2 separate regions of the Homo sapiens genome follow, and region 2 is linked to region 1. The links are chromatin contacts, found by Hi-C or POLR2A ChIA-PET in ENCODE. All regions are on one chromosome and are shown on one strand. Each heading gives the region's core, a stretch centred on a gene start or an enhancer-like site at or near the end of the contact. The rest is flanking DNA. Distances are from core to core; before and after follow the strand shown.

Region 1 (3,855 bases), core at 534-3,033:
TTGCTTCCCCTCTCTGGGCCTGTTTCCTTCTACCTGGAGCATGCTGGACCAGGACCAGACAGGTCAGCCCTTGGACCATGGATTCTGAGAATCCTGGTCCCTTACAAAGTCCTTCCGTGCACATGTCCGCACCTGTCATGCTGGTCTGCCGCCGTTTTCGACCCTGAGAGTCTCCAGGTCCACCTGGGGACCCTTCAGCCTGCTCCCCTGAGCGAGGCACAAGGGTACAAGACAGTGACAGGTCCACATGGTCTTCCTCTGCTGTCCCCTGCAGCAGAGCAGGTGAGGTGCCAGGCCGCCTGCCTCCTCCCAACTCATCCCGGCCTCGCCGGGGCCCCGTGGGAAGGTAGAGCTTGGGCAGGCCAAGGCCCCGCACACGCTCCCAGGCGAAGTCACCCTCCAGTGGTGTCTCGGTGACAAAGTCGAAGTTCCATCGCTCACGGGCCTCCTGGATGCAGCCCGCCATTAGCGCATCACAGTCGCGGCTCAGCTGCTCGCTGTCCACTGGGCCGAAGAGGCGGCGGCAGGCCTTGCTGCCGCATGGGTTCTGACGGACATCCCCAGCCGGTTCTGACATGGCGCCTGCAGCAGAGATACAAGGAAGGCCCTGGTCACGGCGGAGATTAGACACTATGTTACCTGGCCGGGCTTTGCTGTGTCACCTCAGGTGACGTCTTCCTACCAGAGGGTCTCTCTCACTCCTTCCAGCTGGTCTTCCTGCTTCCTTCCCACAGGAGGCCTGACCCCCACCAGCAGAGCTCAGCCAGCCTGGCACACCAAGGTCACTGGGAGAGCAGGCAACTGAAGGGCAAGCTAATGTCAACAAAGGCAAGTCTATTGCAAGAGCAAGGACCAGGGTCCTGTTTGCCACCAGGTATTATCAGCTAAAATCAATTTGTTTTCCCCCCAGAGGTGTCCCTCATGGGTGTGAATGCCCCCCAAATATGTGTGAATTGCCAGAGTCCAGCAGTTTCCTAATCGCAGCCCTGGCCAGAAGGTCAATTCCCAAAAGAAGAAACAGTCTGACAGTTCCTCCAGCCTCCTAAGTCCCCCGACCCAGATCCCCAAGTAGGGTAACCCTGCTCTGCCAAGTAAAAGTACCCGGGACTTTGGGGCAAAAAGCACCCGGGTTGTGGTCCTAGCTCTGCCAGTTACTACGTAAGCTTTAAAAAGCCACTTAATGTCTCTAGGTCTCAGTTTCCTCATCCATAAATGGGGCCATGTACAAGTTTAAAGAGCATGGCTACAGACACATACTCAAGAAATTGATCACAGAGTCCATGCAGCAAGGCAGACAGAACAGAGCTGAATGAAAGGCTGTATCCTGGTGGTTAAGCAGGAGGGCTCTGGAGCCAGATCACCTGGGCTGGAGTCCAGGTTTTACTAGGTGACCCTGGGCAAGCAACTTAACTTGTCTGAGCTCTAGTTTCCTCATCTATAAAATGGGGATAGTAATAGTGACTGTCTCAGAGGATAGACATGAGAATTAACTGAGTTAATGTAGGTAACGTGCCAGCAGCACTTCGTATAGAGAAGTGCATTGAAAACAGAAGTATGATTATTCCTCTCTGCCTTCAGTTTTACTGAGCCTCCCCCCTATCACTTCCCCCTGCCAACTACCTCCTTCAGACAGCAGCTGACAGGTGCTGTAGGCTGAGGGCCTTTCCCAAGGATGTCGTCAGGCGGGTGGCCTAGGGGTAAGGAGGGGCCGGGCGGGGCAGCGCAAGGGATGATTTCTCCCAGGCTGAGCCACATCCTGCCAGGCACATCAGGTGATCTGAAGTCTAGACACCTGGCAGCCCCTGCCTCGTGTTGCCTGTGTCCAAGGAAACCGTTTTGCAGGCAAAAAGAAAATTAAAGGTGGCTGGTCTACCTGGCTCCTCTCCTCCCCCTTCAGGAGAGGGAAAACGGAGAGTGAGTTTGCCCATGAGGGAGCCCTGGCACCTACCTGCCTGCTCTGGCTTGACTCCAGGGCTGAGTGACTGCACGACCTTGGCAGCAACTGGATTTTCCTAGGGACAAGTCCCAACTTGCAGTTTCTGGGGGTGAAAGCTCTGCTGAGTCCTCATGAGGCAGGAAGCCCGGGACACATGCCACATCTGCTCCACCCCACCTCACCCCACTGCTTGTGATCAGTGGAGCCCACAGTTTCACGTCCCAGCTGGTTGGGAGAGGAGGCTCTTGGTAACTTCACACCAAGTTTAAAGGGCAGGAGATGGAAGAGATATGAGACTTGCCCCTGAGTCATACAGCTAAAAAGGCCAAAGGCCACTGCCCCATAAAGGGGTCACCCAGTACAGTGGACAGAGCCCTCAAATAACCTCTATCCACCCTCTGCTAGGCATGAGTTGGGATTTATTTATATATTTTTATGTTTGGGGGCTGTTCTAAGCAGTTTAAAAATATCAATCCTCCTAAAAAGTGGATATCTATTAGCTCCCTTTTTACAGAAGAGGCAACCAAGGCTCAGATAAGTTAAGTAACTTGCCTAACATCACACAGTTCATAAGTGGCACAGCCAGGATCTGAACCCAGGCCTGTTTGCCCTGAGTCCTGTGCTGTAGTATTGAACCCCACTCCCTCTCTAATTTTGAGGTTTCTTAACCAGAGAGGCCCATCACAATCACTTGGGGAGGCCAGGGGCAGTGGCTTATGCCTGTAATCCTAATACTCTGGGAGGCAGAGGTGGGAGAATCATTTGAGCCCAAGGGTCCAAGACTAGCCTGGGCAACTAGCTGAGACCCTGTCTCTACTAAAAATAAAAATAAATAAAAATTAGCTGGGTGGTTGGGTGCAGTGTCTCACACCTGTAATCCCAGCACTTTGGGAGGCCGAGGAGGGCGGAGCACGAGGTCAGGAGATTGAGACCATCCTGGCTAACACGGTGAAACCCCGTCTCTACTAAAAATACAAAAAAAAATTAGCCGGGCATGATGGCAGCACCTGTAGTCCCAGCTACTCGGGAGGCTGAGGCAGGAGAATGGCGTGAACCCGGGAGGCGGAGCTTGCAGTGAGCCGAGATCACGCCACTGCACTCCAGCCTGGGTGACAGAGCGAGACCGCATCTCAAAAAAAAAAAAAAAAAAAAAAAAATCTGGGCATGGGGGCGGGGGGATCACGCCTGTGGTCCCGGTTACTTGGGAGGCTGAAACAGGAGGACTACTTGAGTCCAGGATGGTGCCATTGCACTCCAGCCTGGGTGACAGAGTGCAACTCTGTCGAAAGAAAAGAAAGAAAGAGAGAAAGAGAAAGAAAGAGAGAAAGAGAAAGGAAGAAAGAAAGAAAGAAAGAAAGAAAGAAAGAAAGAAAGAAAGAAAAGAAAGAAAAAGAAAGAAAGAAAGAAAAAGAAAGAAAGAAAGAAAGAAAGAAAGAAAGAAAGAAAGAAAGAAAGAAAGAAAAAAAGAAAGAAAGAAAAGCACCTAGGGAGTTTTTTCAAAATATAGATTGCTGAGGCCCTGCCTCCCGAGACCAACTTAATCCAGATTGAAGATTCAAGCAAGTGTTTGGCACAATTCCTCAGATGGGCACTCTTGGGTTGCCAGCCAAGCGGAGACACACTGGTATGTTTGAAATGGACATTCTGGGTCTCAATACATCATAGGCACAAGGAGGAGGCGCCCGCCTAGGGCTTCATCAAGGTGCTGGATATTCCCTGGCTCTCGGGAGTTCAAGACAGGACTAGGATCTAGGCAGGCACCCTCTCCTCTTCTACCACCCCTCCTTCTCTTATGGCTCTCATAGGCCTCTCCTCCCCCATCAAAATCTGCTCTCATGCTCATAATAACTTTCAGCCCAAAGAAAACTCAGAAACGCAAACCCTTGTTTTAGAAACAATTAAAAATAGCCTCCTTTATT
Region 2 (3,569 bases), core at 761-3,260, 87 kb before region 1:
CAGTGAAAGGGGCAGCAGGGCTCGGAGGCCTGGCTTCACCACTGGGCCGTTGGAGGAGGTGGGTATTTATTTGGTGGGAGGGGCAGGCTCCCACCTCCCACTCTGAGGCAGAGCCTAGCCTCATCTCGCTGCAGGATGGCCCTCCCCCATGTCCAGAAGCAGATCTTCCATAATGTGACTGACAGTAGTGTTAATCAAGGAGGCCAGGGATGTCACTCTGGCTCCAAGAACGATCAGGCCTATCCCCCCGCCCCCCAGCCCCAGTGTAACCCACGCACCCAACAGACACTCAGGAGGTGCCAGTATCAGAAGGCCCTCCAGGGTAGGCAGGGGAGGGCCCTGTGCAGGAAAATGGGGCCACTGTCCCCTCCTTCCAAGACACCTCTTGGAGCCTCACAGAACGTAGTTGATTTAATTCAGCAGCCGTGTCTTCCAAGCCAGTCAGGCCCCAGGCACTGTGTTGGGTGCTGTGGGGGCCTATTGACCCAAGCCTCCCTCTTAGGTTGCTCCCAGGCCAGTGGGGAGACAGACAGGTCATGATAATAGCAAAGACTCCTATAGCACTTAACCATGGGCCAGGCCCTGCTCTAAGTGCTTTATGTATAGGAACTAATTTAATCCCCCCAACAATTAGCTCATTGCAAAGAGGTGCTGATGCTAGCCACATTTTACAGGTAAGGAGACAGAGAGGCCCTGAGAGATTAAGTCACTTGCCCAGTGTCTTGCTGCCAGCCGGTGGTAGAACCAGGATGTGGACCCCGGCAGCCTGGCTCTAGATTCTGTGTTGTTAATCCCTATGCACTGTTGCCAGATAGCCAAGACATGGCATGACAGGGCTGTGACCAGGGTGCATCTGGGGGAGGCTTACTAATGAGCACCTTGCTCAGGGGTTAGGGGCAGTTCTGCTTTCTGATTAGAGGTAGGGAAGCTGCTTGGATTGGTTTTAGTCCTCAAAGCATTAACGTCCTTCTGGCTTTAATACCAAATAATTCAGAGGGGAGAGGAGAGGGGAACAGCAAGAAGGAAGAGGAAGACCCAAAAGGCCTTGGTACCTGCCTGGGTAAGGGAGTGAAAGAGGGGAAGGGATAATGGTTCAGCGTTTGAGGGCAGGAAAAGGTGGCACCACCGACAGAAATGGGCAGTGTGATCGGCAGCCAGATTCTTACTCACAGATTTGTGTTCCGCAGTTCTTTTCACAGCCTATCTGAAACCCATTTTTAAAAAAATTATCCTTCTTAAGTTATAAAGATTATGTTTGTTGTTTGAAAACGAGCTGCTGCTGTTGAGAGGTTGGGGAAAGAGAGGTAAACTTGGTTTCAGCCACATTGAGAGGAGGCAGCTGTGGACCAGGCACCGCTAAAGCAGGAGGGGACAGCAGTCTAGGGTCTCCAGGAGGGGGGTGGCCAGAGATCTGGTGCCCTGAGAGGCCCTGTGGGTGATGCCAGAGGCCAGGAGCAAGAAAGAAGAGGAGATGGTCAGAGGGATAGGAGGGAACTAAGAGGAGGGCGGCACGGTCAGGGATCATTCCCTCCTATTGTGAGAAGAGGTACAGGAGGATGAGAACCCGGGCCTGATGAGAAAGGGCAGTGTTCTCGGAATGATGGGTGTAGAAGCCAGGTAATACGATTACAGTTACTGAGGACTTAGGACATGGACCAAGTTGTATTCTAATTGGTTTAAATGCGTTATCTTATTTTGTGAATTTAAATTTTACAATAACCCTAGGAGCCGGGTCTAGTGCTGTGCCTATTTTACAAGGGAAATAGAAGAGAAGATATTATATAACTTGCCAGAGTAAGGAGAAGCTGCATTTCCCTCCTGTTGAAATTGCCTCTGGCCTGGCCCTCTGGCCTGGAGTCTCCCTGCCTTTGCTATGTGTCCAGTCCACACAAGGCCAAACCTGAGTGACCTAGCTGAGCAGAGCTGAAGTCACAGGAAGTGGCATCAGGATCAGAGCCAAGCCAGCCTTCCGGTGGGGTAAAGTGGGGTGATGACAGGAAGCACTTCCCCTGCCTTCCTGGAATTTGCCCTACTCTCTTAATGTTCTGTGACTTGAGGATTTGTCCCTGTTAAACCACAGTTGTCTGGGTCAGGCTGCTCACACCTTGATGCTGAATGAGTAGATTTTAAGAGGGTGTTAAGAGTGTGGAGTCCTCACCTGGAGAGAGGAAAGGAGTCACCGCAGCTTCCCACTTCTGCCTGGCACCCTTGATGTGTGAGTTCCTTCTCTTTTGCATCCGGCCACAGATGAGCTCCCAGGAGGGCCAGGCGCCCTATCAGGCATCTCCACAGATGGCCTCGATGAAGGGCATCGTACCGTTCTCGGTATTCACATGCAGAAGCTGAGGCTCAGACGGGAGGCACGGTCACCGCGGCACTGCCCGGTGTTGCGCAGTGCAACCTGGGGGCCGAGATTGCTGCCAGTCTCACTGCCTGCCCCAGATGAGGCCCTGATGCTCCTCTTCCTGAAGAGTTGAGTGTTGGACTGACTCAAGTCCATTTAAGGCAAAACCCCTCAGGGCCTGTCAGCCCTCGGGACTTGTAAGCCGCAGGGAAACCTTCCCCCTGCCAGGCAGAGGCTCATTAGGAGGCAGACCTTGCAGCTCAGCTGGGAGGAAACTATAGATAGAGCTAGTTGGTATGCCGTGGGGGCAGCCTGGCGTTTTGGCTGGTGTCTCTCATCCCTGCTGGCTTGCCCAGGCTCACACATATCTGGCTCTGTCATTGTGGCTCTAGGTGTCCAGAGGCCCAGGTCACTGACTCCTGGCATCACCACTGACCAGCTGTGTGACTCACGGAGAGCCACATACTCTTGGCCTCCTTTTGTGATTTTGTAGAATGACGGTATTATTACCTGCACAGCCCATTTCATCACGTTGCTAGGAGCTCTCAGTCAGCCAACAAATATGTATACAGCACCTGATATAGGCTAGGCACTGTTCTAGAAGCTGAAGATACAGCAGGAAACAAACAAACAAAAATCCCGGGCCTCATGGAGCTGATATTTTCAAGAAGCATGGGAATTGTTTGAGAGACAGGAGCTTGGATAAAGGGATGGAGTGTTTTAGACAGGAACAGAGCAACATGTGTCCAGCGCTGACTGTACGTGGAGATAGTTTACTTGCACAGCAGCTCCAAAGTGGCTGTGATTTTTCTCAATTTGGAAAGGAGGGGAGTGTCTGAGGGTTAAGCCAGTTGCTCGGGGCAACAGACCTAGTACTTGGAAGAGCTGAGACTGCCAGCCAGGGCTGCTCACCCCACAGCCGAAGGTCTTTTCTGCCCACTTTGCTGCCTCCTAGGTTAGGCCTCTGTCCTGAGCCTTTGTATGCCAGATAAGGTGTTCATTTGGTGGTCTGCAGAAGCCCATTTCATTTTCCCACACCCAATAAGCCTGTTCTCTTGGGTGCCGGCCCCAGAAGTCACAGTCAGCTGGACCGCAGCTTTTGTTGGCCCTGTGCTAAGGGGTTAGGAGCCAAGGCCAGCAGGTGACAAGTGACATCTGCAGTGACTTCAGGCAGCCCAACCAGGGTGGACAGCCACAGAACTGTGAATATGGCTGGGCACGCTGG

Evidence for each region. Hi-C counts contacts between places; a loop is a spot of excess contacts on that map. ChIA-PET counts read pairs that join two places held with the same protein, here RNA polymerase II (POLR2A). Pooled maps may share reads with other maps.
Region 2: POLR2A ChIA-PET joins it to region 1 with 13 read pairs in T-cell. The contact joins two enhancer-like sites. A Hi-C loop is called at or near these places in 1 of 168 maps with a recorded cell type or tissue (colonic mucosa) and 6 of 50 pooled maps. POLR2A ChIA-PET finds 5 or more read pairs at or near these places in 9 of 52 experiments (AG04449, BJ, GM10248 and 6 more).

What each region holds. Positions count from the first base shown.
Region 1 is chr6:36,680,824-36,684,678 of GRCh38, reverse strand. It overlaps CDKN1A (cyclin dependent kinase inhibitor 1A), which reads right to left. Exons shown (of 3, transcript NM_000389.5): 2 at 133-582. The coding sequence starts at 577. Among named protein-coding and RNA genes, the nearest start is that of CDKN1A, 4.0 kb to the right of the region's middle. RefSeq lists enhancers at 1,574-1,693, 1,974-2,093. Within about 2 kb of position 1,783, at least 30 of the 41 ENCODE cell types and tissues checked have a DNase peak (open chromatin) inside an H3K27ac peak, as active enhancers do.
Region 2 is chr6:36,768,517-36,772,085 of GRCh38, reverse strand. All of the region lies in intron 10 of CPNE5 (copine 5), which reads left to right. Among named protein-coding and RNA genes, the nearest start is that of CPNE5, 69 kb to the left of the region's middle. RefSeq lists enhancers at 1-168, 2,887-3,418. Within about 2 kb of position 2,010, at least 15 of the 41 ENCODE cell types and tissues checked have a DNase peak (open chromatin) inside an H3K27ac peak, as active enhancers do.